Linked DNA regions of Homo sapiens: region 1 is linked to region 2. The links are chromatin loops, found by intact Hi-C in ENCODE. Cell type or tissue: mammary epithelial cell. All regions are shown on one strand.

Evidence for each region. Hi-C counts contacts between places; a loop is a spot of excess contacts. Peaks named below come from ENCODE experiments on the same cell type or tissue, not always from the same donor. Only the 100,000 strongest peaks of a DNase experiment are listed, where the experiment ranks them.
Region 1: it touches region 2 in a loop (4-fold over the local background); 4 of 110 quality-filtered maps call a loop at or near these places.

What each region holds. Positions count from the first base shown.
Region 1 is chrX:13,001,382-13,003,881 of GRCh38, forward strand. No RefSeq gene overlaps it. Among named protein-coding and RNA genes, the nearest start is that of TMSB4X, 28 kb to the left of the region's middle. In mammary epithelial cell, no CTCF peak of the experiment used is centred here; DNase peaks (open chromatin) are centred at 810 and 1,050; H3K27ac peaks cover 1,623 bases.
Region 2 is chrX:13,100,857-13,103,356 of GRCh38, forward strand. No RefSeq gene overlaps it. Among named protein-coding and RNA genes, the nearest start is that of FAM9C, 57 kb to the left of the region's middle. RefSeq lists a silencer at 1,994-2,288. In mammary epithelial cell, no CTCF peak of the experiment used is centred here; DNase peaks (open chromatin) are centred at 1,065 and 2,455; H3K27ac peaks cover 2,230 bases.

The DNA of each region.
Region 1 (2,500 bases), 99 kb before region 2:
GCAGCCTGGACCTCCCAGGCTCAAGTGATCCTCCTACCTCAGCCTCCCAAGTAGCTGGGACTATACGTGTGCACCACCATGCTCGGCTAATTTTTACATTTTTTGTAGAGAACAGGTCTCACTACGTTGCTCAGACTGATCTGGAACCCCTGGCTTCAAGTGACCCTCTCACCTCAGCCTCCCAAAGCGCTGGGATTACAGGTATGAGCCACTGCACCCCACCATTATCATTATTTTAGAGTGTACTCCTACATATAGATATAAAGTTAAGTGTAAAACAGCCTCACGCAGGTCCTTCAGGAGGTATCCAGAAGAAGGCATTGTTATCATAGGAGATGACAGCTCCATGCCTGTTACTTCCCCTGAGGACCTTCCAGTGGGACAAGCTGTGGAGGTGGAAGACAGTGAGATTGACAATCCTGAGCCTGTGTAGGCCTAGGCTAATGTCTGTGTTTGTGTAAAAACACACACAAAAATAAAATAAAAAGTTTGAAAATAGAAAAAAGTTTACAGAATAAGGATATAAAGAAAGAAAACATTTCTGTACAGCTGTACAATGTATATTTTAAGCTGTTATTACAAAAGAGTCAAAAAGCTAAAAAAATTCGAAGGTGTATAAAGTAAAAACGTTACAGTAAGCTAAGGTTAATTTATTATTGAAGAAAGAAAAATATTTTAAACATAAATTTAATGTAGCCTAAGTGTACAGTGTTTATAAAGTCTACTGTAGTATACAGTCATGCCCTGTGCCTTCACATTCACTCACCACTCACTGACTCACCCAGAGCAACTTCCAGTTTTGCAAGCTCCATTTGTGGTAAGTGCCCTATACAGGTGAACCATTTTTTATCTTTTATACCATATATTTACTATACTTTTTCTATGTTTAGATATACAAATACTCACCATTGTATTACAGTTGCCTACAGTATTCAGTACAGGAACATGCTATACAGGTTTGTAGACTAGGAGCAATAGGTTATACCATCTAGACTAGGTGTGCAGGAGGCTACACCAACTAGGTGTGTGTAAGTACCTCTATGATCGAACAATGATGAAATCACCAAACGATGCATTGCTCAGAACATAGCCCCATTGTTAAGTGATGTGTGACTATAATTACACTACTGGGATTACATTTGGGAGAAGTAAGGTCTTCCTTTCTCTTTTTATGAGTTGGAAGATGTATTGAGAAAATCTGCCTTCAGCTGCTATAGTGGTGAGGTGGTGGTAGTTCTCTCTTGCTTCCTGTTAATCATTTACATTTATATGGCCTATTACAACAAAACATTTCAAAGAACCTCATAAACGTGAGGATTGATTCAATTAAACTGTACTTCTGGTCTCTGGGATGAATATGACAATGTTTTGTTCATCTCAGAACTGGAAAATTAAGGCCCAGAAGTTGTAAAGATATTTCTCATTCCAAATTCTGCATATATATATATTATATGAATAAATAATTCAAGAGAGTGAGGAAAAATCATATTTTTTTCTCCTTTGAGCTGGAAACAAAAACCCTTTGTACAGATTTTGATGATTCTTACTTCCTCCAAACCTTAGCTTTATTCATATGTTCTGCAAACTAAACCACCATTATGAAACCAACTGAAACTGTGATCACAGGAGGCCATAAATAAATTAGCTAAAGAATTAAAATCCTCCTGGTCAGGGATTAAGCCTTTTATGATCTTTCTCCTCTATGAAAATACCTTAATCTCTCCTCCTCTGAATTTTCCATTTATATTGCTTATATCAACGGTTCTTAATTTTAAAAACGTGACCCCTCTTCTTGCACTCTGAATTTTTATGTCCTCGCAAAAGATATCATAATTCTTTTTTAGAAATTACAACTGTATCTAATAGGAAAGCTAAGGAATGGCATTCATGTGATTTTTTTTTCTTTTCTTTTGAGGCAGAGTCTTGCTCTGTTGCCCAGGCTGGAATACAGTGTTGCGATCTCAGCTCACTGCAATCTCCGTCCCCCGAGTTCAAGCGGTTCTCCTGCCTCAGCCTCCTGAGCAGCTGGGATTATAGGCACCTGCCACCACGCCCAGCTGATTTTTGTATTTTTATTAGAGACAGGGTTTCACCATGATGGACAGGATGGCCTCGAACTCTTGATCTTAAGTGATCCGCCCGCCTCGGCCGCCCAAAGTGCTGGGATTACAGGCGTGAGCCATTGTGCCTGGCCGGGAAAAATACATTTTTGATATCGAATATCTCAGTCCCTTTTATAACTCTGTAAGCCCCGGGGAGTCTGAAATGCACAAGCAAAAATCTCTGGCTGATTTCAGTCAGCCATTTGGGGGCTTATTTGCTTTGTTTTCTAATTGCTTCTCAACATTTAGTTTGAGAGGATAGAAATTAGGCCATTTTTTTCATCTGTTATAGGACTGGCCACACAGTAGTGCTTCAGAAACTAGTTGCTCATTTATTGCTTGGTCCATTCTCTTGATTTTCTTTTGCCTGGGAGGAAACACTGCACTGACCTTTCAAC
Region 2 (2,500 bases):
ATAATTAATGCTGAAAAATTAGAAAATAAGGAAAAAGAAACTAATCAATGAATAAAATCAATTAAAACTCTACCACCCAGTAAAAACCACTGCTAGCATATCAGTGCTATATTCGTCCATAGATCCATATACATACATGATGCATGTATATTTCAAATGGGATCATGTTGTAGCCACTGTCCTGAAATCCTGAAATCTGCTTCTTTGAGCTAATGCCGTATTGTGAAGCAGCTTGCGTGCTAATAAATATGCATCTTCATCACCCATTGTAATGACTACATTATATTCCATTGTAGGCTTGAAAATATTAACAACTAACAAACCTAGTGCTTCCTCTGTGCCCAGCACTTTTCTAAGCACTGTAACAGCATGCCTGTGAGGTAGGTAGTATGATTACTCCTGTTTTACAGAGAAACTGAGTTAAGGAGAAGGTAATTAACTTGCCATTTGGGGTTCAACCCCAAATGGTCCAGGATCAGAGTCCAAGCTCTGAACACCTGGCCATGCTGCTCCTTGCCTCTTCCTTTTGGTTGGATCTTTATGTTATGTCTAATAGTTCATTATTTTAAACAGTGCAGGTTAATTTAAACCTCTACGTCCTCAAAAGAGTGGTGGTGGAGGGTGGAGGTAGAAGGGGAAGCATTGATAAGAGATGACTTTTTAATAAGAGAGTAACAGAGAGACATTCTTTTGGATAAAATCAGATTAGAAGGTGTTCATTCTCATGGTAAAAGTGAGAGCTCATAAAATCACTGTAGTTACTTAGGGGAGGGGGAATTTTCAGGCATGTGCAGAAGGCGTATTTGCAGGACTGTGAGACAGACAGATTTCACCAATTACATAGATCTACATGGAAGAAAATGTTAATAGCAACTGCGTAGTAGAAAAGAGTAGCCCTGCTAATGAAAATACAGAGTTAATTTTCTGTAGTCTGAACTTTGACCCATTGTGAAGACAGAAATAGAAGTCCTTGGCAATTAGAGTAGGAACTTGCTGTGAAGGAAGTGAACATTCATTTGAGACTGGGTGTGGTGGGAAATAAAGCAAATGATGACTCACAGACAGATCAGCGGACAAGGCGAGGCTAGGCCTGGGAGGAGCGAGGAGACCTGAACGAAGCTAGGCAGGCGCTTCTCTGTTCAGACTCACAAGGCGTCACTGGCTCACTCTGGACACAGAATATCTTTACTGATAGCTGCACATCATTATTATTTCATTTTACAAATTACACAACTGGCATATTCCCACTGTAGAATAGTTTTAAAGTGAGATGAATAAGAAGAAAGTAAAGTGAAATCCATCCATTACCTTAGACATTCTTAGATACCCATATTAAGAGTTGGCATATATTTTCACATTATTTTCCTATATACTTTTAAAATAAAGATGGGATTTTCACCACTCAACAATAAACATATAATTGCATCATTTTTCATATAATGGGATGCTATGTAGCCATTAGAAATGATAAAAATATGTTATTTGACCAAATAGTAATGGGCATTGTGCGTACATGGTCTTAACTAGCCAGTAACCATTTTTCCTTTGGTTCATGGAATTCATGAATTCTACAAAGTTAATCTTATATTGGGGTGATCTCATTGACTTTTAAGTGCCACTGCAGTTAAGTAAGAGTGGGGATGGGGTATGAACTTCAGGAGTGAAAAAAAACAAAAACAAAAACAAAACAAAATGCTTTATTACAATATCTTTTCCAAACTACTTTGGATGGCCCCGAGGAGGTCAGAAAAAGAGGAGAGCGATTATCATTAATCTTATTCCTCTCTTTACAGCCACATTAACCTGAAAGAACAAAAATGTAGAATACCTTCCTCATCTTCTCACTTTTTCTTTAACTCTCACATAGTAAGGAATCCAGAAGAATAAGGCTACAAAGCTACAGGCAAAACAGTAACAGGAATGGCAAGCATGTCCTGTTTGTGGACTAAAAACACAGAGCATTCCTTGGAAAGCCAAACTTTTGATATTGAGATTAGAAAGAGGTTTTCTAGGGCAGCACATGTCCAAGTATTAAACACAAGTCAGATCTTATGAAAGTCTAAGCAGGTCATAAAACAACCCAATGAGCTTAGAAGAGTGGAGAGCTATAGTTAGAGTGCCTGGACCCTTGATTATCTTATTTCCATGAGCTCTAATTAGCATAGTACAGAAGACATTAATGCAATCAGCCACAATTATTTATTGAGTTTCTACTATGTGTCAGATGGTTTTTTGGGTCGTGGGTATGTAATACCGAACAAAAGCATCATGGTGCCTACCCTCACAGAACTTATAAATTAGCAGCAGGGTGGGGAGTGGGGGGTGGTAAACAAGTGAACAGGTAGACAAATCATTCTAAAGAGGGACAAGATTCTAAATAGACATTTTTCCAAATAGGCTATTCAAATGGCTAATACCCACGTGGAAAGATCCTCAATTAGTCATAAGGGAAATACAAATCAAAACCACAATGAGATATTTCATCAAACACACAAGAAGG